Regions from separate parts of the Homo sapiens genome. Here regions 2 and 3 are each linked to region 1. The links are chromatin loops, found by intact Hi-C in ENCODE. Cell type or tissue: Caco-2. All regions are shown on one strand. Each heading gives the region's core, and the rest is flanking DNA. Links, peaks and the distances in the headings are about the cores only. Region 1 has its middle 59 kb from the start of LINC02104. Region 2 has its middle 190 kb from the start of LINC02104. Region 3 has its middle 170 kb from the start of LINC02104.

The links. Peaks named below come from ENCODE experiments on the same cell type or tissue, not always from the same donor. Only the 100,000 strongest peaks of a DNase experiment are listed, where the experiment ranks them.
Region 2: a loop joins it to region 1, with 5 times the contacts of the local background. A loop is called at or near these places in 10 of 110 quality-filtered maps.
Region 3: a loop joins it to region 1, with 12 times the contacts of the local background. A loop is called at or near these places in 7 of 110 quality-filtered maps.

Annotation. Positions count from the first base shown.
Region 1 is chr5:39,574,531-39,584,812 of GRCh38, forward strand. No RefSeq gene overlaps it. Among named protein-coding and RNA genes, the nearest start is that of LINC02104, 59 kb to the left of the region's middle. In Caco-2, for the core only: a CTCF peak has its summit at 4,584 (motif pointing right); no DNase peak of the experiment used is centred there.
Region 2 is chr5:39,709,529-39,719,810 of GRCh38, forward strand. It overlaps the pseudogene INTS6P1. Among named protein-coding and RNA genes, the nearest start is that of LINC02104, 190 kb to the left of the region's middle. In Caco-2, for the core only: CTCF peaks have their summits at 4,751 (motif pointing right), 4,983 and 7,083; DNase peaks (open chromatin) are centred at 4,733 and 7,133.
Region 3 is chr5:39,687,453-39,697,734 of GRCh38, forward strand. No RefSeq gene overlaps it. Among named protein-coding and RNA genes, the nearest start is that of LINC02104, 170 kb to the left of the region's middle. In Caco-2, for the core only: a CTCF peak has its summit at 4,708 (motif pointing left); no DNase peak of the experiment used is centred there.

The DNA of each region.
Region 1 (10,282 bases), core at 2,538-7,537:
GTCCCAGCTACTCGGGAGGCTGAGGCAGAAGAATGGCGTGAACCCAGAAGGTGGAGCTTGCACTGAGTCTGGGCAACAGAGCCAGACACAAACACACACACACACACACGCACACACAAAAGCAACCAGGAAAAAACATGGCACATTACCCATAGAGAAACAATGATTCAAATAATTGTGGATTTTTCATCAGAACCTATAGAAGCCAGAAGTAATTAGCACATTTTAAAGGTGCTAAAAGAAAATACCTGTCACACCAGAATTTTATGTTCAGTGAAAATATCCTTCAGTAACAAAGGGAAAGCCAGTGAAACAGAAAATAAGCAAATAATAGAGAAAGGTAATAAACTAAGAATGATTCTTTGAAAAGTCAATAAAATGTAGAAACTTCCAGCTAAATTGGTCAATTAAAAGAGGAGAGGAATAATCAATATTAGTAATGAAAAAATAAACATTACCACATGTTCTACTGACATTAAAAGGATAAGAAAAATGTCTTAAAAGACTTTATGCCAATTAATTCAACAACTTCGATAAAATGAATCATTTTTTTTAAAGAACAGCAACTACCAAAGCACACTGAAGAAGAAACAGATAACTTATTTAGAGAAATTGAATTTATAATCTATCTTTCTTACATAGGAAACTTCCAGATAGCTTCACTCATGAATTCTACCAAATATTTATGGAAGAAAATTATAAAATTCTACATTAACTGTTTTTTTTTTTCTTTTTCTTTTTCTTTTGAGACAGAGTCTCACTCTGTCACCCAGGCTGGAGTGCAGTGGTGCGATCTCGGCTCACTGCAAGCTCTGCCTCCCGGGTTCACGTCATTCTCCTGCCTCAGCCTCCCGAGTAGCTAGGACTACAGGCGCCTGCCACCACGCCCGACTAATTTTTTTGTATTTTTAGTAGAGACGGGGTTTCGCCGTGTTAGCCAGGATGGTCTCGATCTCCTGACTTCGTGATCCACCTGCCTCGGCCTCCCAAAGTGCTGGGATTACAGGCGTGAGCCACCGCGCCCGGCCTACATTAACTCTTAGAAAATTCAGAAGAGGAAATATTTCACAACTCATTTTATCAAGCAACACATTTCTAGAAAGAAAACTCCAGAATAATATCCCTCATAAACAGTCAAAATTGCTTAAGAAAATTTTGGCAAATTGAATCCAGTGAATAATAAAAAGTAATAATGCTTCATTACCAAGTGAGGCTCATGACAATAATACAATGTTGGCTTAACATTTGAAAATGAATCAATGTAACTCCCTAGATTGACTTACACAAAATACCAAACAATATGATTGATATAGAAGAAGCACTTGGCGAAATTCAGCTTACCTTATGATAAAAACTCTCAACAAACTAGGAATAAAATGAAATGTCATCAAATTATTAAAAGGCTATGTATTAAAATCATATAGTATTGAATGACTTAATATTTTCTACCTAACATTGGGAAAAAGGTAAGAATGGCCTTTTCACTATATCCATTGAATGTCATATTAGGGTAGCTAATACTAAATAAAGCAAGAAAAAGAAATGAAAGACATAGATATTGGAAGGAAAGAAAACTGTTTGCAGACAACAAGATCGGGTACATAGAAAACTCTAAGGAATCTACAAAAACTAATATACAACTAATAGGCACATTCAGCAATGTTGCAAGTTACAAAGTCAATATATAAAAATTAGTTGTAGTTTTACATATTTGCAATAAACAATTGAAAATAGAAGTAGAAATACCATTCATTATAGCATCAAAGAACAAGAGATACTACGGAATAAATTTAATAAAAAACATATCAGACATGGGCTGGGCGTGATGGCTCACGCCTGTAATCCCAGCACTTTGGGAGGCCGAGGCGGGTGGATCACGACGTCAGGAGATCGAGACCATCCTGGCTAACACGGCGAAACCCCGTGTCTACTAAATATACAAAAAAATTAGCCGGGCGTGGTGGCAGGCGCCTGTAGTCCCAGCTACTCGGGAGGCTGAGGCAGGAGAATGACGTGAACCCGGGAGGCGGAGCTTGCAGTGAGCCGAGATCGCGCCACTGCACTCCAGCCTGGTGACAGAAAGAGACTCTGTCTCGAAAAAAAAAAAAAAAAGGAAAAAAAATCACACATGGATAACAAAAACTACAAAATATTGCTAAGAGAAACTAAAGAAAGCCTGAACAAATGTATAGAAATATCATGTAATGAATAAGAACATGGAATACTGTTGAGCTTTAAATTTTCCTAAAATTGGTACATAGATTTAATGCAACCTCAATCAAAATTCCAGCAGCATTTTTTATAGAAATTGATATGATAACTCTCAAATTTACATGAACGTAAAATCTTGAAAAAACCCAAAACACAGTTGTAGGACATACAGTGCCTAATCCTAGGACTATAAAACTATAGTAATCTAGACTGTTTAAGAAAAGACTTATAGATCAAAGGGACAAAAATAGAGTTCAGAATTCAAACTTCACATATGTGTTCAATGACTTTTGACATAAATGTAAAAATAATACCATGGGGAAAGGAGAGTTTTTTTCAACAAAAATTGCTGCATCAGTTGTATATTTTTGTGTGAAATTTTTGAATCTCAAGCCTTATCTCACACTATACATCTAAATTAACTCAAGATAAATCGTAGTCCTAAACAGAAAATCCGAAGCTAAAAATATCATATCAGAAAAGATAGACACACAAATATTTGTGATCTTGGATTACAAAAATATTTCTGAGATAGGACACAAAGGAAAAAATAATAAATTTGACTTCATCAAAATTAAAAATTTGCTCTTAAAGAAACAATTAAGAAAATAGAAGGGAAAGCCATTGACTGGAAGAAAACTTTTGCAAAACGCATGTCTGATAAAGGATTTGTACTCAAAAACTCAATAGTAAGAAGATAATTGCAAAATAGGCAAAAGCTGTATCAATGTCAGGGAAGATGTAAGAACAGCAAATACGCAAGTGAAAAAATATTCAACATTATTAGTCATTAGAGTGATTAAAATCACCAGAGTTGAATAGATCAAGTATTTGCAAGAAGATGGGGCCATTGGAGCTCATCTTTGTTGGTGGGAATACAAAATAATACAATCAGTTTGGGAGTTTGTAATGATAAACATTGACTTTACCATCCAACCTAGCAACTCTCTGGCTGTTTATCCTAGCAACCCTTTTTCTAGGTATTTATCCCAGGGAAATGAAAACACGTGTCTGCACAAAGCCTTGTATGCATACTTACAGCAGCTTTATTCCCAGTAGCCAAAACCTAGAAGCAAGTCAAGTATCCATGAAATACTAATCCACAATAAAAACGAATGAACTGCTGCTATACAGAATAACATGGATGGATCTCAAAATTATTATGCTAAGTAACAGAATCCAGACACAGAAGACTACATCATGGTATGGTTTCCTTTACATAAAATTCTAAAATGAAAACCTATAGTGGCTAAAAGTTGATCAGTGGTCTTTAGGAGTTAGAGGTTACTAGGGTTTGGGAGTGGGGACAAGAGACGTATGAAAATGGGCACATAACACGTTAGGGTGATAGAAATATTCTGATTGTGACTATGGTTAACCAACTGTATACAGTTGTCAAACTTATAAAATTGTACCTTTAAAAATGATAAATTTTACTGCATGTAAATTATACATAAAAATCTAATTAATTTAAAAATAGCTAATAAAAAGTCTTTAATAATACTGTTGTAAGCCTATGTGGGACTCACTGCTACCTGTTGTATGAGTTACACAATTTTAACAATCTGCTCAGGTCACTGCTATTAGCTAGTAATTGTTATGTGCTTACTACATAGCAGGTACTGCTTTGAGTGATTTTACAGTTTTTGCTAATTTAATCTTACCAACAACCCTATGAAGGAAATAGTGTTATCTCTCTTTGACAGATAAGGAAAATGATTACAAAAATTTTAATTAACAGCTAGTAAGTGGAAAATGTATATTTTGAAAGAGGCATTAGAGACCAGATTCTTAACCACTATTATATATTGAGAGGTAAACATAGAAAATGTTACCTGTCAATATAATGCACTATGACTAATCTTAGGTGAAGGGTATATGCAAATAAGTTCACAAATTCAGGGAGGGGGAGGCTTGGCTTGGGAAGACCTTATTGGAAAAAGTAATTCTAGTTCTGAGTCTCACGAGATGGTAAGAATTTGAATTGTTAATTAGTGTTAAAAATGTGATGTCACTGAAAGTCACCTGACATTAGATAACACACTTTACTCCCCATCACACCAATTGTTTTATTCTTGGGCTCAATGATATAAATGATGTTAGTAATAAGGGATGAAGCACCATAGTCTCTTATAAGCAAAGGCTGTATCAATTTGTTAATTGTAATTTTGTGTGCTTTAAAATCAAAGATCATTCTTACATGAAGCTCTAAAATCTCTTATTAGATTCAACATTAAAAGCCATATTTAGAAAGAGTTTTTGAAAAATTGAAAGAAAACACTTCACACTTAAAAAAAAAAAAAGACTTAAAATGCAGTTCTCAATAATTCCAGCAGATGGCAATACAATCATTGTTAAAAAGTTAAGTTTTGCCATCAAAGTGGAAAAAAAGGGCAAATGAAAACAACCTATATCCTTTTTTATTTTGTTTTATTTTATTTTATTTCTTTTGATTTTTCTCCTCTGTGGTCAGCCCTTTTTGGTTGCTAAAACAATTCTATACCTAATGTTTTTAAAGCTACATAGCCTGCTAAGGACCTAATTATGACCTCCCTTAAATGCCAAGATAGAGATACTAATCTGTTTTTTTAGTATTTTTAAGTGTTAAGAACACTTAACATGAGTTTTACCCTTTTAACAAATTTTACAGTGTACTACACAGTATTGTTAACTAGAGGGATAATGTCGTAGACATATCTTTATTCTGTAGAGATAGATGGCTTTGAGTAAGGGATGACTTGGTCAAAATTGTTCGTTAGAAAAATAACTCTGACAGGGAAAGGACAAGTGGAAGGATGTAAAAGAGAGGAGTGTTTGTTAGAAAACAGGAAGAAGGCAAGGGGAAGATCCCGAAGAGTGGTAATGGGAAAACTATGGCTTAGATGAGGAAAATAACTGTAGACACAGAAGGGAAAGAACTGAGCAACTAATTGGATGTCAGACATTCAAAAGAACAAATAGCCAAAGATAACTCCAGTATTTTAATCTGGTTTAGGGGAAAGCTAACCAGAGTATAACAGGAGAAAGACTGAGCTTGGACCAAAGGGAGTATTTTCAGGTGCCCTTGTGCATCTACACAGATTTAACTTAGCAGTTGACAATTGGGTCTCCTGTTTAGATTAAGAAGTAAAATTTAAGAGAGACATAAACACAGAGTGGATATTTGTGGCCTTAGGAGTAGATAAGAAAGTCACAGAGAGATAAAGGCCAAAGTCCTAAGAAACGTCTAGATAACGCTTGCATTTAGGAGAAACCAATGATATGGTTAAGTTTAACAGAATTCTCAGGTGGCTGTAGTGTCTTAGGAGGCTGCAGAGAAGGATACGTGGAACAAGAGTAAGGAATATTTCAATAAGTTTGAGAAGATGATTGGAACAGAGGCCATTGGACTTTAAGAAAATTAATGGGGTAGAAAGCAGATTACCATGAGAAAGGAGTGGAGAGATTGTAAGAAAGTCTGAAATCTCTTTTTAAAAGTTTGATAGTCAAGGGAAGAGAAAGGAAGAAATCATTCCCTTCCAGTAGTTTGACTAGACAGCAGGAAAGGGGAAATCTTTTTTTTTTTTGAAACGGAGTCTTGCTCTGTCACCAGGCTGGAGTGCAGTGGCATGATCTCGGCTCATTGCAACCTCTGCCTCCCAGGTTAAAGCAATAACTCCTGCCTCAGCCTCCCCAGTAGCTGGGACTACAGGTGCGCCCCACCATGCCCAGCTAATTTTTGTATTTTTAGCAGAGACAGGGTTTCACTATGTTGGCCAGGAAGGTCTTGATTACTTGACCTTGTGATCCGCCTGCCTCGGCCTCCCAAAGCACTGGGATTACAGGCGTGAGCCACCGCACCCGGCCTGGAACGGGGAAATCTTTATACAACAGAGGGCCATGAGCATGATTGTGTCTGTGTGAAGGAGACATTTGAAATTATACTAAAGTTGTTTTCTTTTTTTTTTCTTAAATAACATGTAGATAATTTAATGAAATGGCATAGCTTCATTTAACAGAAGTTTTGTGGATTTAAGAAAAATTAGACATATAATTTTAAAGCATATTTTGCAACCTTTCTCATTATTCATTATTCATCCTGTGTCTGCTTGGCTCCTCTCTGCTGCTGATGTCTGAAGCTTTGGGACTATAAGAGTTAGTCATGCTAATTACATCTGTTCTCAGCATCCAAGATCTTCTGATATTGTGGCAAGTGATAAGTCTGAGGGGGCTGTTGTAGAGTCAACCAAGCATTAAAAATCATAGAAAGCTCTAAAGCCTATTGCTCTCTTATGATATGTGAGTATGTTTTCTTGTCAAGGCTTATAGAGAGCTTTTCATTCTATCCTTTCTGCTTTTTTTCCTTAAGGAAAAGAAAAATTAGCTTGCAATGCTGTATCTTGTTGGCAGAATTACCAAGGTATAGAATTTGCTGCTTGCTCCTAGAGCTTTGGTGTTGTGGTGTCATTTGTGTGCAAAGGAATCTGCAAAGGCTGCCAATTGAATCTGTCTAGGGAAAAAATTACATGACTTTGAGAAGCAAACAACCGAGTCTGTCATGAAATGTGATAAACATATGGGTTTCATTAAAAACTCATGGCAAGACAAAGTCTTCAAACACAGAGGAAAGTGGAGAAAAAACAGGAAGAAGGCAAGGGGAATCCCCAAGGAAATTGTATCTATTCTTTATTGCACAATTAAACAGCTTGTTTATATATGCCTAAACATCTATCTCTGTCTTTAATTCTTTGAAATCCTGTGCCATATCTGTCAATAGTTTCATCAAGTGAAAGATGAAATTAACCCCTACCTTCATGTATCCCCACTGACATGTTAGAAGGGCTGTAAATTCTGAGAGCTGCACAATACAAATTTTCATGCAAATCAAAACCCAATTACAGAGGAAGAGCAGGAATCAACTTTTTCTTAAATCTTTAACAATCAGGAATATAATTTTATAAACTGGAACTTATTGCTATTAGGCAGGACATGCCACTTGTTTGCTCCTTTTTATATTTTTACAGAACTGATTGATTGGATGGTAATCACATTATACATCTATTATCCTGATCATTGCTTTGGAAATCATAGGAAGTCAAACTCACAGGGAACATATTCTCAGAATAAACCTTCTTTCAATGAAGCTTGTTTGCTTTGTGGTTTCCTTGGGTTGGATTTTAAGATCCTCAAGGACAAAAAGTTGTTCTTATTCTTTTTTTTTTCTTTTTCGAGACAGAGTCGTGCTCTGTCGCCCAGGCTGGAGTGCAGTGGCACAATCTCAGCTCACTGCAAGCTCCGCCTCCCGGGTTCACACCATTCTCCTGCCTTGGCCTCCCGAGTAGCTGGGAGTACAGGCGCCCACCACCATGGCTGGCTAATTTTTGTATTTTTAGTAGAGACGGGGTTTCACCATATTGGCCAGGCTGGTCTCAAAATCCTGACCTTGTGATCTGCCCACCTCAGCCTCCCAAAGTATTCATTTCTTTTAAACCCTCTAAATCTTTTTATACGGTGTGTTAAAAAAATACTATCTGTTTAACACTTTTTAATTTTAGCAGTCACTTTGGTTTCCTAGCCAACAGCCATTCTCCACTTCAGTCCCAACAGAACCCTGATTGTGTTTGGTGACAAGGGACTATAGGGAGAGAGAGGAGTCCTCCCTTAGACCAAGGGATAAGTGCTTTAAACCAGTTTGGGCAATCCTATCCCCTCACCTATGGTTGGTTTGGAGTGGGACATGTATTGTAAGCCAGTTCTGGCCAATGAGATCTGAGGGGAGGTTTGTTGGGCCTTTGGGATATTTTTCTTCCTCTGCTGTAAAGAGGAAAACATAGAAGAAGTCCCTTCCCCAAACTACTTTTTAATACAATTGTGTGAGGACATCGTGTTTATAGCTGTGGCAAACTCAAGGGGAATCCAAAATAACTGTGGAAAGCTAACACAAACTGATGATACTGTTTAGCTACAGAATTCACCAATGCTGGAAATTACTTCTGGACCTCTGGTGACGAGAGATAATAAATGCCTTCATAATTTTGGATTCTTTGTACCTTGTAGCCGGAAACATTCTAACTGAGGCAGCAATTTAAAAAGGTTTCTCACATTATCTCCTTGGATTCTGCTAACAATTTTTTATTTTAGTCCACAGAAGACATTGAGACTCAAAATGTCTGAATGATATGACTGACGTGACACAACTCTTAGGTAGCAGACTTAACACTGAAATCATAATTTTGATGACCACTGCCATAAGCTTTTTAATGCACTTTTAATTTGTACAAGTCAGGACTAGGAAAGGGTGGCTGAAACGAGGGATGCTGCAATTTTGTGGAAATTTCCTTTGTTCCTCAGGCAGATTCTCCAAAATATTTATGTCTATTGAAGCCTGAACTGCTCCTAACACCTGTCAGAACTCAGAGCGCCCAGACCTCAAGATTTGTAAGGAAGTTCTTCTTCACATTTGTTCTTCTTCTTCCTTGCTTCCCCGATTCTTTCTGAAAGCGTGGTCTGTTCTTATTTCTAATAAAATGCACCTGTTCAGAGTTACTTGAGCGCTTAAACGTACCACAACCTCTCAGGAGAACACCTGCCCGTTCTCTCTCTGGTCTGTCTTAATAGGGCATGGCAAAATGTGATTCTCATTTCCACCTACATTTTCGTAGGATGGGGGTTAGCCTATTTACTTCACACTGGCTCAGACTTAGACCTCCTTAGAATCCATGGGTTCTGCCAGACTCATTCCCACGCTGTTTAGACTTCAGGAATGCCTACCATTAAAGCCCTGCCCCTCCGCCACCTCATAAACGATTACTGGGAGCAAATATGATTATTATTTCTTTTTTTTTAATTGTTACTTTTTTTATTATACTTTAAGTTCTAGGGTACATGTGCACAATGTGCAGGTTTGTTACATATGTATACTTTGTATCAACATGGATTCCTCAGGAAATGAAGCATGACAAGAACTTACAAGCTAGTGCTTTCATGAGGATGGGGGTGCAGTCTCAGGAAACCTAGAGTCAAAGACAGCAGATACATTACAGAACTGGCCATAGCTTTCCAATATACATGGCTGGTTGCTTATCTTGCAGAACATCTTTAGGAAAGTTGTACAGAACTCCTGTGCATCAGAATTGTCTATAGAGGAAGAAAAATGGTGAAACCACTTATCTGCTGGATTTTTCCTCATCTCAGGTCGTGCATGACTCCAAGTTCACTGGCTAAGGGAATGGCTTTCTTGCAGTTTCAGGTTGTATTCTGCTTGCCAGGAAGCCTTGAGGGGAACCAAAGGCTAAATGGATCCTGTAAGGCCAGAGCACGGTTGAACTTTCTCATCCTGGCAGTTGCTGCCACACATGAGATCTATGGGGGTGGCTCTGCTGGAGTTTGATACCTGTCTCTGGGGCTACTCTTGCTGGCTAGAAATCAAAGCAAGTGGTCAAGTGTCAGCGTGGGGGTGTTATGAGCCAAGTTCATTGGATATGAGTGATGCATAAACTGGGTTTAAATCCAATCTTTGTTCTAAACAGGCTGAAAATAGTTCTCTTCTTTTTAATTTTTTTAAAACAGTTGTTATACCTCAAAGATTTCTTTTGTCTTCATTTTGAAGGAGCTGAATCTCCCTCAGGGGTTGGTATCCTCATTCCTGCTTCACCAGGCTTCAGAGCCACAGGTAAATGGACCAGTGCTTATTTTCATGGATGAATAAATTCAGTAATTCCTATTATCCTAAGCATATACAAATTATAAAATCCTATTTTGTATTTTTACTGTGCAGAACATTCTTTCACTGCAGGTGAATGGATTATTTTTAAGAATTTTTTATCTTCTTGCTGTTGGTTAACTTGTGTTCCTACAACCATTACATTTGATTAGAGCGAAATACAAATCTCAAATGTGTTTTGTCTTGCACAATACGTTTTGTTGAATAGGCTGAATTTTTAATTTTCTCCATTGCTTTCATAAAACACAAGTAAACTGATGAGTTTAAATTATATAAATCCAACAAGGATATAAAGCACTAGATTAGTTCAAGGGGAAGGAGATGAGGTTGAAGAAGATACAATTCAGATTATAAAAAAATTATTTTAGT
Region 2 (10,282 bases), core at 2,694-7,693, 140 kb after region 1:
GGAAGACATCAATCGTTGGTGCCTCTCCAGTAAGGAGAAGTTGAATCACCGTGCTTTTGATTACAGATTACATTTCCACATCAATCTGAATAAGGAAGGGACATACTTTCTGACATTTTAAATGTTAGCATTAGGCAATGTGAAACTAGCTAATTTATTCTGGTCAAAGGAAAGAGGTATAGAATTGAGCATTATTATAAATTCATGTTAATTCCTAATAGTTCCTTTTCCAGGAATCCAAATTTAACTTCATGGTTTCGATAAATCTAATAAATTGTATGAGAACAGATGGAACAAATTATTCCAGATGCATGCAAATGCATGCATTTCCAGCAAATGGAAAGCATTATAATTCCACACCATCCTATAATAGATTTAAGGTATAGAAATGTGAAGCATTGAACCTTGTAGCTGTATAGCTGGACGTTTTATTCATGGTACCTTTACCAGAAATTATACCTGATATGGTCTGTGTTCTGCCAACCTTATTTGTTTTGCACCATGCGGTATAGGAGGTGGGGAAGATGAAGACATAAGAGAGAAATTTAACCACACAGAAATCCAATTCAGATAATTTAACATTATGTAAAAGATCTTTCTACTTAAAGCAGCACTTGACTAAAAGATACCAAAACTGAATTCTGTATTTCATCACAACTCACTGAACCTGGAAAATGACTACGAGCTGAGAGCCCCTCCAGCTGAAGGTGATAAATGACAAAGAACTTTGAGAGTTATCAGTACACTAGAACCTCAGCAGACCTAACTGAAGGCTCTTTCCTGAACAAAAAACAATAGGAATTTTCAAAAACCAATTAAATACTGACTTAGGAACTCATTCAGTCTTATCCAGGATATGGTTTTCAATCCTGAATTAGCAGCACCATAATGAACCCCACCTTTGAAGCACATTAAAACCCCTTGATCTTTTCCCACTAGAGTAATTCCTCAGTAAATTGCTTCATTGGTTTTGTTTCTTTGCCTGGAAGGAAATATACAATTCATTGTTCATGTTATTGATCACTGTAGTAGTCCTTGTATTTCCTCTAACAATTGTGTCTGTTCTTCTTCCATGTATTAACATGCTACATTGATTTTTCAGCACTTAAGATTTTATATTTTCATTTAAAATACAAATACAAGTATATGCCAAAATATAATTTTAATGCATTCTATTCTATATAACTAAAACATTCTAAAATTTTTCAACTTGAAAGGGGATTTTGTCACCTTTTGCTGGAAAGTTGTATAGTGGAGTTACTTCAGAGATTACATGTATTGCTAGCATCAAAATCATCTTTCAAGGGCTTAGGTACCAGACATCCTCATTTCATTAGATTCTCTTTATGTACTCTGTAGTTTTCATCTTCATGGCTTATCTGTATTATCCTAGTATTCCTACCTAAAGAATTTCTTCAATCTCTCTAACACATTAGAGATTGTTCTTGCAATCTGATTCTGTCGAGTCAATCATATTTCTTCCTTCCTTTAAGATCTGACCAAACACTCATCTCTAGCTAATTTTCTCTGATCAATTCCATTATTCTCTGATTTTGACTCATCTTTTAATATTAGCATAGTTAGATATATTGTTTTTGATGTATTGCTTTGTAGTTGTACTTTACCTTCTGGTTATCTTACAAGAATATTCCAAGTTTGCTGTTATTGTTCACAATAGCTCCAATATCTTTTGAAATCACTCACATCATCTATTAATAATAATAATGCATTTGTCCTTTTAAGCAAGGACAACCATTATAAGTCATCAGGGTTTTTCTTTTGGAGGGAACAGGTATCAATCCCTCCAGCTTTTAGAAGCTTCTTCATAGACACTTTACCAGAGGGACGCTGTAGTAAAAGCAAGTCGAAACCCGTATCTGTCAAATATCAAATAATTATTGGAAAGGAGACACAAAACCATAATACATCTTATTTTTTGTAAACTCAAGGAAGTCACTGATCTCTGTCCTCAGCCACTTTGGACCATCACATTGCAGGAATAAAATGTAAGAATCCAGGATAGTAGAATCTGTAATTCCCAGAGCTCTGTTTGTTTTGTTGTGGTTTTATCTCAGCTTTATTGAAATATAATTGAGAAATAAAAATTGTATAAATTTAAAGTGTACAAGGTGATATTTTAATATACATACACACTGTAAAGTGATTACCACAATCAAGCTAACATATTCATCACTCCACAGAGTTATATTTTTTTGTTTGTAGTGCTGAGAACCTTTAAGATCTATTTTTACCAAATTTCAAGTATCTAATGTTGCCACTGAAAGTAATGGCAAACTGCAATTACTTCTGCACCAGACTAATATTATTATTATTATTATTATTATTATTATTATTAACTATAGTTACCATGCTGTACATTTGATCTCCAGAATTTATTCATCTTATACTGAAAGCTTGTACTCTTTGACCAATCCCCCCTTTCCCTAATCCCCCAGCCCTTGGCAACCATCTCCAGTCTCTGTTTCTATGAGTTTCTCTTCAGATTCCACATGTAAGTGAGATCATGTGGTATTTGTCTTGCAGTGTCTGGCTTATTTCACTTAGGATAATGTCCTCTAAGTTCATCCATGGCAGGATTTCCTTCTCTTTTAAGGTTGAATAATATTTCATTGTATATAAACATAAATATAAATACACACACACCATTTTTTCTTTATCCATTCATTCATCAATGGACACAAGTTGTTTCCCTTTTGGCTATTGTGAATAAACTGCAGTGAAAATAGAAGTGAAGATATATTTTCAAGAACTGTTTTTAATTCCTTTGGATACATACTCAGCAGTGAGGTGGGATTGCTGGATCATATTGTAGCTCTATTTTTAATTTTTTGAGGAACCTGTATACTCTTTTTTATAATAGCTATAGCAATTTAGAATCCTATCAACAGTATAAGGGTTTCTTTTCTCCACATTCTTGCCAACACTTGTCATTTGGCTTTTTGATAATAGCCATCCTAAGAAGTGTGAGGTGATGCCTCATTGTGGTTTTGATTTGCATTTTCCTGATGATTAATGATGTTGAGCACAGCACTTTTTCATACATTATAAAGCTACAGTAATCAAAACTGTATGTTACTGTCACAAAAACCAACACATAAACCAACAGAATAGAATGGAGAGTTCAGAAATAAAGCCATGCATGGGTACAAAAGTACTAAGGATACACAAGGGGAAAGCATAGTCTCTTCAGTAAATGGTGCTTGGAAAACCAGATAACCATATGCAAGAGAATAAAATTGGATTCTTATCTTACACAATACACAAAGTTCAACTCAAAATAGCCTTATACATACATAATATCTGAAGTCGTAAATATCCTAGAGGAAAACACAAGAAAAGCTTCATGACATTAGTCTTGACAATGATTTTATGAATATGACCCTCAAAGCATAGGTAATGAAAAACAAATATAAACAAGTGGGTCTACATCAAACTACAAAGTGTTTGCACAGCACAGGAAACAAACAACAAAATGAAAAGGCAACCTACAGGATGGAAGAAAATATTTACAAACCATATATACAATACATGACTAATAGCCGAAATACGTAAGGAAGTCACGAAAATCAATAGAAAAACATGCGAACAAACACAAGCACCTAAATAAAAATGTGGGTGAAGGGCCTGAATAAACCTTTTTTTAAAGGTCACATGCAAATGACCAACAGATATCTGAAAAAGTGCTCAAAACCAAAGCTCTGTTTTGTCCAGTATCCCCACTCCTATCACAGAGAAATTTGTCACCTTACCTGACAAAAAAAATGAGATCATTTCATCAGCCTCAAAATAAAGGACCCAAGAATATATTCCCAACCAATGTGGGAAATCCCTGCTGGTAGAAGACCATCCAGCAAGTGACGTCATCACCAGAAAGGCATTAAGGGACACAGTTTAAATGTTGCAAAGGATTTTAAAAGAATCAGGAGTGAGATAACACTCAGAAATAATTTTTAGTTTTATTATGTAAGATAATATTACTTTGTCAATGTAAGAAAATATTTTTGTCTTTCAGAGTAGATGCTATATTTGGTTCTGCCTCCCACTCCCCCCACCACTATCCTACTTTATTTCACAGAGGAGTCATTTTGTGGCCTCACAAGAGAGTTGGCCAATTCTGCTGAAAGATTGGCATTGACATTTGCTTGTGGGAGTGCCTGAGGACAGAGAAACCTCCCAGCTTGCATGACTAGGTTGGATAACTTCTTCTTCCTGTTTGCCAATAAACATTATGTTTGGCAGAAAACGGTTAAAGATTTGCTCCTATTGCAGCAGGCTGCCTGTTAATGAGAGGGATGTAGTCTTCCCTTCCCATAGCTGGAGTCTTTTAACACATACTGAAAAAAGACTTCATAGCTTCTAAAGGATCAAATTGGCTTATGTCAGTTTATAACAATAGGATTTTATCATTGACTGGCCATACTGACCTAGTAGTAATAAGATACTTTTCTTCCCGAGCTGTCTCTGAAATAGTAGCTGCTTCATGAACATCTTGTCTGATGAATTATTTTCTTAAATGACTCTCTTTTCTCTCAAAATCTGAAGGTGTTCTAAAAATACTAGCAGTTTAATCCAAGGTCCATTTTGCAAGGACTCTCAGTCAGCATATTTTACAGAGAGAATGGCTGGTGGAGTCATTTTACTAGAAGACATGACATGGCTTGAATTCCCAAATCAGATCACTGCAGGCCAGGTAGCAGGTCTTCTCTTAGCACTTTTCTCTTCACCTTTCCATGCAGCAGAGGGCAGTAGTGAACTGTGCATTTTTCTATGCTTTATTTCCTTTTGAAACATAAGCCAAATACATACAAGAATAATAATACATTTAAAAAATAATATTTAAACTATTCCACATGTATAGTATTTTTGCTTCACTGAACAAACGAATTTACCTGGGCCACAATCCAATAGATAGTAGCTAATTTTAGACTTCAGACTTGTGCTTGTTTGGACAACTTAGAATTTGAGTATAATGTTATATTGCAACTAGTCGTTAACAAATCAGGTGTGAGAAGAAATTAGACATTTCAGTGTTTTCTGAGAAACACAATTTCCTTAAGGAAATGTTGTGGCATAAATGTATTTTAGCTATATTTTAGGCTTAAAACATTGTGTTCTTCAAGGAAAATATCAAATCTTTCACAAAATTCTATCTTCTTTAAAAGTCTTTTTAATAAATTAAATAAAAATGATGTTTATTGTCAAACAACTACATGTATGGAACTAAAAAATTAGAGTTATGCAGTAGGAAAAAAAGCCCTCTGACTCACTTTTTGGTACTCACTATTTCTGTTTACCTGGGCTAGTCAATTTTAGCTTTTTAAAAGTTTCTTATTTTCTGGTATTTACCTATGTATTTGAAAATATCATGTTTATCCTAATATTTCCTTATTTTTTGTCTTAAATGTCATCTGTTGTCTTCCTAGTAAATAAGATGAAAAGTTAGCTCTTTTATACTCCTCTCTAATATCTCCTCTCCATATTCTTCCAAAATATCATTTAAAATTATTCAATCTTGGACCTTGTGCTTCACTCGTAGTAGGCAATTATTAACTATATATCTACTTGCAGGATATTTGAACCACTGAAAGGGGTTTCCAATAAAGAAAAGGTTATTCACATATATTTTAAAACATATGGAATGCAGCTAAGGCTGTGTTTAAGGCAACCTACAGGATGGAAGGCAACCTACAGGATGGAAGGAAAATTTGGAACTCAATCTTTTTTATGTCAATTTTTCCAAAATTGATCTATGGCTTGAATACAATCTCAATCAAAATTCCATCTTTTTTTGAAAATTTGTGCACTTTCTATAATGCAGATCCAGTATACTTATGGTAATCTCAAAAGAGAACAAATGAAAGCTATACAGTACCAGATGTAAAGACCTGTTACAAAAGCACAGCAATTAAGACAATGTAAGATTAGTACAAGCACAATCATACCAATGAACTAAAATATAGAGCCCAGAGACAGTTCCATACATGATATATGAGATGATATGTGACAAAAGCATTGTCGCAGTTCTGCGAGTTAGAAAGATCTAGGTCAACTGGAAATCTATATGGGAAATATGTACTTTGACCTACGATATATGGGATAGGCAAAAATTAGGGGTATATCATATACCTAAATATAAAAAGAAAAACAATAATTCTTCCTGAAGAAAATAGGGGAAAATCTTTAAGACCTTTAAATAGTTGGTGTTTCATGAAGATCTTCTTAAACAAAGATTTCTCGAACAGTGTGAAAACTCACACCATACAAAAAAGATTATAAGTGAACTGCATTAAAATTAAGAATTTATTTTTATTCAAATACATTTTAACATTAAGTGTTAAAAAGCAAAGCATAGACTCATATTTGATAAATTGTATTCAGAATAAAGAGCTCCTACAAAACAATAATAATAAAAAGACTGACAATTGATTTTTTGTTTTTTGTTTTTTTGGTTTAGATGGAGTCTCACTCTGTCGCCAACCTGAGGCTCTCGGCTCACTGCCACCTCCACCTCCCGGGTTCAAGCGATTCTCCTGCTTCAGCCTCCCGAGTAGCTGGGACTACAGGCACGCACCACCACGCCCGGCTAATTTTTGTATTTTTAGTAGAGACGGGGTTTCACCATGTTGGCCAGGATGGTCTCCATCTCTTCACCTCGCTATCCACCCACCTTGGCCTCCCAAAGTGCTGGGATTACAGGTGTGAGCCACCGCGCCTCACCTGACAATTGATTTTTTTAGAAAACAGGCAAAGACTCCTCACAAGAGAGTGTATTCCAATGATCAATAAGGATAACAAAAGGGATGTGCAAATGGCTAGGTACAATTGATTAGAGAATTGCAAATTAAAGTACAGTGAAATACAGATACACGTCTATCACAAGAGCTGAAGTTAGAGACTGTCAATGCCAACAAGGATGTGGACCAGCCAAAGAAAGTGTAAATAGTAGGAGCAAAGAGCCAGCACTACCCTTAGGCTAGGATAGCTGAAAGACAAGACCTCCTGGAAGTCCATTGGAAGAGAAACCCAGCAACTGCCACCTAAGGCCCAGTAGGGAGGGAACTTTCCTCTGCTAGCCAGTCTGTACCTTCCATTAAACAAACTAAATTGGAAGCCAGAGGGCGCTGGGTGCAGCTGATGCAATCTATAAGGTCAGACTCCCATAGCACAGAACTGAGTGGAGGGATGTGGTGACTGATCTGGAGGGGTAAACAAAGAGCCAGCAAGACTGTTCAATCATTAGATAATTTGTTTGCTCTCTCTCTATCAATGTAGCTAGCTAACCTAGCTAGCTATTTATTTTTGCCTAGCTGTTTCTGTTTGTTTACTTTTTGGTGGGAAAGTTGCTGCATATGTAAAGAAAATCAAATGGCACAAAAGATTCAGAATGACAAGCAACTAACATTTGTATGCTTACATGTCAGGCCTTTGCTAAGCTTATTTACAGACTTCAGGGCTTCCTGCTCGAGGTACAGTATGATTAAATTTTGGAGGTGGGAAGAGGATATTAGCTAAAGGCAGTTGCATATGCTACAATAGTAACTTTTTAAAAAAGTTTCAAAGGCAAAATACTTTTACAGTGAATTTTATTAAAATTTGCATAATCAAAACTTACAAGGGAAGAGAGACAAGCATAGTCTAACACTATGATAGTTAATAGTTAAATTAATTTGACTAATGGTCCCATTAATTAATTTAATAGAGCAATACTTATTTGATCGGAGTATTTATCATTTGAACAGCTGGCAATGATTTGTTCATCTTATTTTCTTAAAGAAAACATCTGCAGAGGGAATGTTAAAATAATGACTACATTTTGCAATTGAAGGTTTTTGTGTTAAGTGCATGATTTTTCCCCTGGCACGAAAGACATGTAGTTCATGGTAGCAGATGGAATATACACTGCAAAAAAATACTTGTCATAATCTAACCACCAAAAATACATTACATTTTTAATATATTTAATATTATTTTCTTCCAACATATTTACAAACACAACTTTTTTAAGAATTATGTTTTATGTATACATACCTAGGAGTTATTTCAGGTTCAGTTCCAGACCACTACAATAAAGTGAATATTGCAATAAAGTGAGTCACACAAATGTTTTGGTTTCACAGTACATATAAAAGTTATGTTTACACTATCCTGTAGTCTAGTAAGTATGCAATAGCATTATGTGTAAAAAAATGTGGAAACCTTAAAAAATACTTTATTGCTAAAAAATGCTAATGATCATCTGAGCCTTGAGAGAGTTGTAATTTTTTTGCTGGTGAAGGTTCTTGCCTTGAGGTTCATGGATGCTGACTGATCAGAGTGATGGTTGCTAAAGGGTGGGGTGGCTGTGGCAATTTCTTAAAATAAGAGAACAATAAAGTTTGCCACAGTGATTGACTCTTCCTTTCACAAAAGATTTCTCTGTAGCATGCGATGCTGTTTGGTAGCATTTTTCCAAGAGTAGAACTTCTTCCAAAATTAGAGTCAATCCTCTCTAACCCTGTTGCTGCTTGATCAATTAAGTTTATATTATACATATATATGTGTGTATTTATACATATATATACACATAAATTTATGTCACATTCTAAATCCTTTCTTGTAATTTTAACAATGTTCAACTCGTCTTCACCAGGTATAGATTCCATCTCAAGAAACCATTTTCTTGGCTTATCCATAAAAAGAAGCTTCTCATCTTTCCAAATTTGATCATGAGCTTGTAGCAATTGTCACATCTTCAGGCTTCACTTAGAATTCTAGATCTCTTGCTGTTTCTCCTACCTCTGCAGTTACTTCTTCCTCTGAAGTCTTGAATTCCTCGGAGTCACCCATGAGGGTTGGAATCAACTTCTTCCAAACTCCTGTTAGTGATATTTTCACCTCTTCACATGAATCACAAATGTTAATGGCATCTAGACTGGTGAATCCTTTCCAGAGGTTTTGAATTTACTTTGCCCAGATCTATCAGAAGAATCACTATATATGGAAGCTATAGCCTTACAAATGTATTTCTTAAATAATGAAATTTGAAAGATGAAATTACTCCTTGATCTGTGGGCTGAAGAATGGATGTTGTGTTAGCAGACATGAAAACAACACTAATCTCCTTGTACATGTCTATCAGAGCTCTTGGGTGAATAGGTGCATTGTCAATGAGCAATAATATTTCAAAAAGAATTTTTCTTTCTTTTTTCTTTGGAGGAATATTTTCAGTTTGTTAAATAAAAATGTTTTTTAGAGTGATACTTTTCACATTACAAAAATAAACCAAAATGAAGAAAAGGTCACTGTAAAATGACGGAAAATGATCTGTAGATTTGCTTTTAGTATTTCAAATAGCCGACAATGCATGTCAGAAAATGAATGCAAGATCACAACAGTCTTGTATTTACTTTGTATTTGAAGAAGATAGTGAAGTGGCCACATTCTATTTTCTTTTAATTGCTATTAATATGGTTGATCTGATTGGCTCTTCGATGAATTTCATCCAAGAAGTTCTCCAGTTGTTCTATTAGCATTCGTTTTTAAAACCTTGATGCTTCTTTAATAACATTTTGTAAAAATATTAGTCTTGTTTGTAAACTGCCTTGCACATGCTTCAGTAAAGTGAAGATTCTTTCATATTTTCTCCCTGGCTTTCAGATCTCTTTCATTATTTGTGGTTTTAGTTCGATATTGACCTCTTCATGGCTTCTGCAATGGATCAATTTCTTTCCTTTGTTGAGTGAAGATGCTGGTATGTTCTCTTCAGCACATTGTTCTTTATCTCTTGGCTCCTCATGATTTTCTAAAAATCCACCAACAGTGAGGTCATTCGTTCCTAAATTGTCATGACCAGGAGCCTCCATATGATTGGTTGGCCCTTCCAGTAAACTGGCTGGAGAAGATGTTGAAAATTCAGTATCCATAGCATTTGGTGTAATGTCTGACGAAAGTTGGTCTGCAACATGATTTTCAACCACATCATGTATTATCGAATCATTAGTGGTTTCTGAAATTTTATGAAGAGGAAGAAGCTTAATAAGATCTGGCTGTGCTTGAGTTGTAGGTGCAGGTGGTCCTTTTCCCCCGATATGATTGTTTACAACAGGATTCTGCTGTCTGCCTCTTAGTAGTGGAGACATACACTGACGTCTTTTAGGGATCCCTTGCATATTTGATTCTCCAGGTCATTTATGTTTATTTTGAGGTCCAGCCACAAATTCATCTGCTTCATCTGTCATCATACCCTTTTTATCCAGCTTAAAGGAATTGCCAAATGTATGTA
Region 3 (10,282 bases), core at 1,941-6,940, 110 kb after region 1:
TTTGCCGTGGGTTCGAACTTCCTCCTTTAGCTCAGAGTAGTTTGATCATCTGAAGCCTTCTTCTCTCAACTCGTCAAAGTCATTCTCCATCTAGCTTTGTTCCGTTGTTGGTGAGGAGCTGCTTTCCTTTGGAGGAGGAGAGGGGCTCTGATTTTTAGAATTTTCAGTTTTTCTGCTCTGTTTTTTCCCCATCTTTGTGGTTTTATCTACCTTTGGTCTTTGATGATGGTGACGTACAGATGGGGTTTTGTTGTGGATGTCCTTTCTGTTTGTTAGTTTTCCTTCTAACAGTCAGGACCCTCAGCTGCAGGTCTGTTGGAATTTGATGAAGGTCCACTCCAGACCCTGTTTGCCTGGGTATCAGCAGCAGAGGCTGCAGAACAGCGAATATTGGTGAACAGCAAATGTTGATGCCCAACTGTTCCTCTGGAATTTTGTCTCAGAGGGGTACCTGGCTGTGTGAGGTGTCAGTCTGTCCCTACTGGGGGGTGCCTCCCAGGTAGGCTACTCAGGGGTCAGGGACCCACTTGAGGAGGCAGTCTGTCCGTACTCAGATCTCAAGCTCTGTGCTGGGAGAACCACTACTGTCTTCCAAGGTGTCAGAGGTTTCTGCTGCCTTTTGTTTGGCAATGCCCTGCCCGCAGAGGTGTAGTCTACAGAGGCAGGCAGGCCTCCTTGAGCTGCGGTCAGCTCCACCCAGTTCGAGCTTCCTGGCCACTTTGTTTACCTACTCAAGTCTCAGCAATGGCGGGTGCCCCTCCCCCAGCCTCACTGCTGCCTTTCAGTTTGATCTCAGACTGCTGTGCTAGCAATGAGCGAGGCTCCGTGGGTGTAGGACCTTCTGAGTCAGGCACGGGATATAATCTCCTGGTGTGCCATTTGCTAAGACCATCGGAAAAGCACAGTATTAGGGTGGGAGTGACCCAATTTTCCAGGTGCCGTCTGTCACCCCTTTCCTTGGCTAGGAAAGGGAATTCCCTGACCTCTTGCACTTCCCGGGTGCGCTGCACCCACTCTCCTGCACCCACTGTCTGACAAACCCCAGTGAGATGAACCCAGTACCTCAGTTGGAAATGCAGAAATCATCCATCTTCTGCATCACTCACACTGGGAGCTGTAGACTGGAGCTGTTCCTATTTGGCCATCTTGGAACCGCCTCCTAGATGTACCATACTTTTAATAATTCTGCTAAGTTGAAGAGAGACAGATATCTTGCTTATTTTTCCAATTAAATGAACTGAGAAGGGAGGTGTAAATTTATCTCATAGAAATAAAATTCTAGTACATAAGAGTTAATGTTCAAGGACATTTATTGCAGCACTATTTATAGTGGTAAAAAGTTATCATCAACTAGCATCCTCATAAGTTAAGAAATGCAGAAATATGTCCATATAATATAATCTCATGTGGTTGTTTTGATGCATTTGTATGGCACATTTTTTATAATTAATGAGCCAATGTTGGTATATTATTATTAGCTGAAGTCTATAGTTTAGTTTAGTACCACTAAACTAATGCAATATGTAAATAATAGGGTTGTATGGCTGTGTTTGTCAGGAGATTTGTAGGAAGTTCCTGTAGTTTCAGCTCAATTTTTCTGTAATTCTGAAATTGCTCTCAGAAATAAACTATATTCATTTAAAAATCACAAAGCAATAATATAAGGATGGTTGATGCCTATGTTCTGACTTGAAGATTTTTAATGCGTTGTTAAGTGAGAAAGCTGGTCAAAGATCAACATATATAAGTTGACTTGTAAAAACAATACGAAAGCACTCTGTATTTTTTATTGTGATTATATGAAAATGAAAAAATACACACCAGGCGATTGGCCTGTTTATTTGGATACAGATGAATGTTCGGGAGAGAGAGAAGAAAAAATGGCCTTTTAAAAATGGAAAAATACATGTTCTGTTATGCTAAACAGCAGTGAAATATACATACATATTTCTATTTTATCATTAAAACAAATGATAATAAATACAACAAATATAAAATTGAATCGCACCATTCTCTCTAATTATGGTAAACCTCTAAGCTCAGACTTTTAAAAGATTTTTTCTAAGCTCAGACATTTTAGATTTGTCCTTAAAAAAAAAACAAATGTGAAGGAAAGCTTCAGTGATATAGGAAAAAATCATTTATGTTTAAAAAGAACTTATGAAGACTGCATTTCAGGACCATATCACTACAGACTCAAAAATATATTTTAAAACTTGAAGTTACCACAGAGTTATCCACAGAGCTTGGATTTAATCAGTAATTTATGCAAATCACTTATTTTTTCTACATGATACTTGCAATCTGGGGGAGCTGCAAAGAAACTTGGTCTATGGGAAATTAATTTAATATGCTAGTGAAATATTTTTTTAAAGATACTAATTTTGCTAGACAAGACAGAGAATTATGAGGCAGAAGTTTTACTCTTCCCCAAGAAAAGTGAAGTAAAATAATAAGAAAATAAAATCTTCATTATTTTAAGTGGCTTATCATCTTCTTTATGCTAAATAAACATTTTTCAGTGTAAGTCTTAGAATGAAATATCAGTACTTGAGAGGACTTACTGTCATCACAGGGACCTTCCTCACCCTAACAGAGCAGTAGTTGCCTAGCCTGAAGGTTATAGGTGAGAACAATCACAAGGGGTAAGAGAGGATAATGTTTCCTGCTTCTGTTTACAGTCTCCAGCCCTAAAGTTTTACACACTGATCATGAGTCAATACTCCAACAGATTCTGCCACAAGGGATTATGAGGATGAGTTGATAAAGAGTGTTGGGAGATGAGATGGGTGCCAGTGGGAAGCAGATTCTTACAAATAGGGAAAGAAATAATCATTGGAGGGTAAGACAGAATTTGGAGCTGAATCATACCCCTCTCCCTACCTGAGATGTTTGTACATAAAATTTCATTTGATAGGCATTAAAATATTTTGTGATTGACAGAGCTGGTTTTCAACAATCATTGATAGAGCTCTTTTTTGCTTGGGTTAAAAGCAAAATTGACTTCCTAAAACTTTCTCATCTTTTCTCAGATTGGAATAATTGCCCACGTTGCCCTCAATTCAACAGCCCACAGAAACAGATGTGTTATAAGACAGGCAAAAATGTGTGCCTGCTGTTGGTAGTTTGCTCCAAAATAAAGAAGGTGCCAAACTCACAGGCAGTTACTTCTTCCAACCTCCCAAGTTGGGTGAGAAGGTAAAAAGGGTGGTCATAAATTTAACTTTCATGAATATTCCCTCATGGCAGATGAGAAGTGGGACCAGGATTCCCTCAACAGCAAGAGTGTAAAAACTTAGTGAGATGATAGTGTTAGTTATCATACATGTTACACTCTATAAACAAATAAGTAAACAGGAACAGGTAAGGATTTCTTTTTTTTTTTTTTTGAGACGGAATCTCACTCTGTCACTCAGGCTGGAGTGCAGTGGAGCAATCTTGGCTCACTGCAAGCTCTGCCTCCTGGGTTCACGCCATTCTCCTGCCTCAGCCTCCCTAGTAGCTGGGACTACAGGCGCCCACCACCATGCCCGGCTAATTTTTTGTATTTATAGTAAAGACGGGGTTTCACCATGTTAGTCAGGATGGTCTCGATCTCCTGACTTCGTGATCCTCCCGCCTCGGCCTCCCAAAGTGCTGGGATTACAGGCGTGAGCCACCGTGCCTGGCCAAGGATTTCTAATATAAAAGTAACTTTGTAAAACACTACATATTTTATATCACTTCAGCATTCTAATTCAGTATGATTCAGTTCATTGCAATTTAATGCTATTTATTAGCTACTTTTAAAAGTAACTTTTGTAAAACATTAAATATTTTATAACATTTCAGCATTCTAATTCAGTATGATTCAGTTCATTGCAATTTAATGCTATTTATCAGCTACCACAGCAGGCACTGAAGATTTAGAGGTGAATAGAACAGGCTCTCACCGCTGAAGGAATTTGTAACTTGTTTACCTTTTTTCAGTATAGTTACCAAATCATTTGAAAGAATTTTTTAAAAAATGTTTATCACCACTTTCAAGTTTTGAGTTTTCTTGGAGCCATACCCTGAAATGGCATGCAGGGGCATGAAGACAAGTCAAGTAGCAGCACAGGCCTAATACCAGCCTCCTCTCTGGAGCTCTGGAGTTAGCGCGGCCCCTAGAGTGTTGGGAAAGATTGGATCACAACTACCTCAATCAGTCATTGAATGTGGGCCTTCTTAGGAAAGACCTGTCCTTGGGTAAGCTGATGCTTCAGATGAGGCAGTCCTTGAAGTGGCTGACAGCGGCAGGCTGTCTGCTGGCCACATTCCCTGCAGCTGGCAGCACGACCTTTCTCAAAAGGGATCAAAGTGGTACATCTTCATGTTTATCAGAGTCTACACGTGCACTGCTTGGATCTAGTTACATATATGGGGAGAACTCCACTAGGCTTCTGATGCTACAGCCCGGTCTACTGGAGCTAACTTTGGGGCCACAACCAGTTGTCACAGGCTACCTCCTTCACCATCCATTCTAGATTTCCCTTATTTCAGGGAACACCGTTGCTGGTCTCAGTGGCTTACCCGTTGTCATGTCTTTACACAATATCCTTAAGAGGGTCTGAGCCCATGGTCACCATGGCTTCTCAGACTGTGATTGCTGCATTTGTCCATTTAATATCACAAAAGGGCAAGTTAGTAACAAGAGATGCCCAGTGTGAGACCAAACATAGTCCTCCTTGCCTCCAGCATGTAATAGCATCCCTATCTCCCTCCAGTGGTCAATCTTAATTACTGTCCAACATTCTAGCGCTTTTCACCTGCTGCTACCTGCCTAAAATACCTGGAGAACAGCCATAACTTACAGATGCATAGGGCTGTTTCTGTGTCTTCTGGATGAAATGTCCCCTCTTAGTAAGGACCATGAACTCTTTACTCTGGAGAGGCTATATTTGGGATGAGAAGCACAAATTCCCCAAGTGGGTAATTGTAAGTGAGAATAAGTGTGACCACTCCTGTTTCTACCTCTCTGTTACTGGACCCCTGTATTCTGGATGCAAAGCACCATGCAAAGTTCTGTGACTCAAATGTATACTGCATCTTAGAGTATGTAGACATCATCCCCAAAAAGAATTATATCTGAGCTGATGTTTCACCTATGCCTTCAGGAGGCTGTTCCAGAATGTGGTGAGACCAGTAGGTTCTGGATAGTCTGATATGTGATATGATCCATGAATCTCATGGCCACGGACCCCCACCCACATAGTCTTTGCTATAAAGTGGGCTTCTAGATTTGTGATGTTATGTGGGAAGGCATACTAGTAGATCAAACATGTTACAAGCCCTTGGGTAGTGGTGGTAGTTTGGATCCTATTAGCAGGAAAGAAAAACTCATACCCCAAATATTTATCTATTTCTATCAAACAAATATTTCTATCAAACAAAAATATTTCTATCAAAACAAATAGCCGGCCTGTGCACTAGTGAATAATGATGCAAGTTGGTTTCCTCAAGGAATGGTGGCATATTGTTGAGGGTTCAGCACTGTTTGTTGTTGGTAGGTTAGGTGTTCAGTGGTGGCAGTAGCTCTATCAACCTTGGTTCATCTTTACCACTGTGGCCATCTTTTGATGTGCTTATCGTGCCAGCACTGGGGTGGCCAATGAGAGATGCTGGCTGACATCAACTAGCCAAATCATTTTGTGTGCTTGTGATTTAGTGCCTTTATTGTGATGGTAAATCTCTTGTAGGAGCTAGCATATGACACAAAAAATATTCATCTTTAGCCCCTCCTCCAGTAGGTCTAGCAATATACTTCTACTTCAGTTATTTTTTCCTGGGTTTCCCAATCTTTCTCTGTTCCCAGCCCTTGACCAGCTAGCTAAATCATCTGCTATTGCCCATGAGTCCTCTCCTTGGATATGGTGTTTTTGGTTTGGTACCTGACCAGGTGTAGAAAGGAGAATTTTATAGGCTTCCACTTGACATTCCTCACTGTGACATCTCTCATGCCACAGGTTCTGATTCCAAAACAAGGGCTCTTTCAACTCCGTAGTATGTCTATGTCAATTATCATTCAGGTGTCAAATGAGAATCTGGGTGACACGCCTCTGTGTCCATCACAAACACCTAGTGAAATTATCTGAATTCAGTGAATATTATGCTAATTTGTAGAGGATTTATATTTTGACGCACATGTCCTATGGCCCTAATAAAGGTAATAAACTAAGTTTCTAAGGATTCCTCTTTGTGAATAATTTCTGATTTAACCTCTTCTCTCTTTTTTCTCTTTATCCATGCGATTAAAATTATCTTTACCCTTCTAGCAAATCTGTGCATTCATGATCCAGATCCTAAGTTAATAACACTGTTTTTTTTTTAAGACCAGTCATACATATTCCCTTGGCTCTAAATCTTTCAATAGCTCCATAGACTTTCAGAATATTAAACAAAGAATTAGTTGCACTAGATCAACCAAGAAAGTTTAAGTTTATGAACATTGGTACATAAATATTACATTTATGAGCATTGGCAGTGAAAAGAAGGGAAACATTAAGAAAAATTGAGAAATAAACTATGCAAGCTCTTATAACTAATGTGTGATGCACAAGGGAGAAAAGTTGTGAATGATGCTGAGATTTCTAGCTTGACTTCAATAGATTCTAATGTTGCGCTCCATGAAAGAGAATAAAACGTGTATAAAAGTTGTTTACTTATAGGTGTTAAGCTCTTTTCTTAGACTCTGATCTATCTGGTAAATGCACTAACACATCTTTGTACTCTTCACAGGATTTACTATAACATACTGTATGTAAAATGAGTCTCAAAAAAGTATTTGATTTATGTGTGGGTAAATGTGGACTATCAGAATCTTATCCACAGTGCTACAAATCTGCTGAGGTTACTGGAGCCAAGGAGAAACAAGTCAGAGTAAAAAAGCTTTTTCAAAAATCCTGATGTTTAGATACATGGGCAAGCAAGCCATGTTATATTACTAATATCAAGGCAAGCATTAGTATTTCCTCCCCTTATGCCTTCACATTCCCCAGAAGAGAATTTCTACTTTCTTTAAAGACTCTTTTTAATGTTTATGTGAATAAGTTGGTGGCCAGGTAAGGAAAAGAGAAACTTGTTCACCAGACCCATGAATTGTACTAGAAAAAATGTACATATCTCATGGGATTGTAAATTAAAGTGCAGACCTTTTTCCCTCAGTCGTCACCTACGTATAACTACTTGTATATCTCATGTGTGGTCAATCTTCTCCATTTTGTATTTGGAGACAAGGGAGCAAATGATAAAGGAGGATGACAAAATTCTAGCTAGAAATGATAGCAGACAAGAGCAGCGATTCTGAAAACTAAAGTGGAAAGCAACACAGAACCTCCTATTGGCATTGTTAGGACCCAACAGAGCATCCAGGGTTGTAGGGGATATCACATTAAGAACTTGTGAATAATGTGATATCCCCTATAACTGTCCAACTCGGAGTCTAGGCAGACTGGCTCTTCATTAGTGGGAACTGACAAGCCATTTGGCACTGAAAAGACATCAGAGAGGAAGAACAAAACCCTGCCTTGGGCAATGGCATCACTGAGGAGCACTAATTCACTTAGCCTGGGACTGCTAGATTTTTCTTTTGTTTGCACCAGCATATGGGCAATATTATTAGAATAGCTGTTTTGCTCTTCTGCGTCTGTTGCTAACACAAATAAAACCTTTCTGGTCACCTTATTTATACCTTCTGCTCACATGACAAAGATAATGATTTTCAGTCTTCTCAAGGCACATCTCATAGCAACACATGGTTGTTATTGTAAATAGGTTAGTTTAACTCTACTGGCTCACCAAGATGTGAAGTTCAGCTCATTGCCCACGCAAGCACAGCTACAGGCTTGGAACGAGATCTCAGGGAAGAAATGCATTGCAAAAAAGAAAATCCCTTAAATGGGATATATGAGGACAGAAGAAAGGGAATTAATTGGTACTGTGAAACTTAAAAATGGTAATAAATTATGATACAGCGTTGGCAACATTAATGCAAAAATAGTAATAATGAACAGCATTTCTGTTGTTGTTTTATAGTTTATTGAGCAGAAAAAATAAGGATTTTATATATTAAAAACAAATTGTTCACTGAGGAATACTCAAATTCTTTAAGTTAGTTAAGGGTTGAGCTAACCCTGAGACTTAATGATCCTTATAGTTTGCCTACTGCTTTTTTTTTTCCTATAAAGCAATTCTATCCCTTAAAATAAAAGCCAAGCCAAATAAATGTAAAAGATAACAATAGAAATGGAAATTCTCTCTATCTTATTAGGCCTGTGCTGCACATTTCTTTGCCTATGTTCATTAATAATATAAAAAGAGTGCATATGTCATGGTATCTGTCTAATACGAAGATCATCAAGCTCATGTCACCATTGGGCTAGAGGTCCGATTAATGCCAAAAACACAGAACACATAGAAAAGATCATCCGTGTGTAATTGTAACATCCTGGAAGCTGATGTGCTGTCTTCTCTGTAAAAATCTATTACATTTTGGGAGAAGGCGTCAGTATGAAAAATCATCCCGCCACCACTTACTTGACCAAGAGTTAAATGGAAGAAGAAACTTTGCTCCCTTGAGAAAAAATATTTACAACACACCAAACATTTTTTTTTATTAGACACAAAGTATCAAGCACAAAGGCATGGAAGGAAAAATCAGCAAGACATTGAATTATTCTCATTCTGCTGCCTCGCTATTCCGCCCCATTTTCTGTATTTCTCTTTCTTTGTTCCTTCTCCTTTTTCCTCCCCTGGCCTCTGCTGCCTACTCACCTTCCACCCCCTTCATTCCCTCCGCTATCTTCTCTTTTTGCCTATATCCTCCATCTCCTTCCTAAATTTCTGGGAAGGTGAAAGGAGCTATGTAGTATAATGGTTATATGTGTATGTAACGCCTATGTCTGCCTATTTTTAAGTTATTGTTTTTAATATTGTTTTTAATTAATTATATTTTTAAGTGAATTCAAACCTATGGTTATTGGATAGTCTACTGTGCTGCACTTTATACTTGCTTTTTGTCTGTTTTATTTCACGCTTAGATCAGTTATCTCAGCTATGTGATCGAGCTTGACTAAAATGTCAGTATGCAATGAATGATAAACTTGATTATTATCAAAACCTGGTGAAAAATACATGCACTCTATGTCATTAATGACATGATAATTAAATATCTTATGTTCATATTTAAAATAATGCATTTTATACATGTATATCCATATATATGAGGATAAAAAAAAGAAAGGATAATTAAATCAAAAGTCTTGGAGTATTTTTAATGCTTAGAAAATAAAATACTATCTTTCTTCATAAGTAAAAGCATTTTGACCATTGAACTTCCAAGTTTAGAGTCTAACCCCTTGGTTAAATGGCATAGTTTACAGACAGGCTTTTTAGCAAATACCATGTGGCAAGACTAGACTAAACCTGGAATCCAAACATTTATCTCATGACAGCTACCCTTACTTGGAATTGACTGTGTTTACCAATGAATCTAAAATGTAATTAATGAAATTTCTGTTTGTTTGAGAGAGGAGATTTGGAAGGGGAAATGAAAAGTGTAAAAAACCCATAATTACTCAAAGTTACCCAAATGGATTTGTAGGAAAATGACAAAGTACAAAGTTTCCAAGGAAATTTTCCAGTGCAATTTTAATTCACCTAAACTAGCAACATCTACATCTGCTGAGGTCAAATATCTTTGAAACCATGCCGTATTGGAGCTACACTTTTTTTTTTTTAACATAACAAAGTTCAGATTTGTTTTCTTTTCAGTTAAGGAGTTCTGGTTTTCCCAACATGCTATGTCAAAGTGTGTACATTCCTTTTAGAGCCTGATAAATAGAGAAGCAATCTGTCATCCATGATATCATCTATGATAGCAAAAGTCTGGGCAAATATTTAAATAAATACCCATAAGCAACCCTGAAATTATGGGCTATAGAAAGTATTTATAATTATCCTTTGGAATTTTCCAAGAGAGAAAGGTGCTTTCCCACCCTTATCTCATGTAATTTTCAAAACTGTCTGGAGTTTGGGGACAAAAATAATGCAAATATTCCCAGCAGTTTTTCATGGAGTTTGCAGTGAAGCTAGGAATTGAATCTGGGCCTGCCCAGATATCCTTCTGGCTAAATGATATGTGTGTCTGGGCCTGATGGCTCCTTCCAGCTTCTTAACACTATCCTTTCTAGTCTGTAGCCTTTCTTATCCTGGACCTTGTCACTGTGAAGATGTTTATGAAATTTCAGTTACAGAAATAGATATG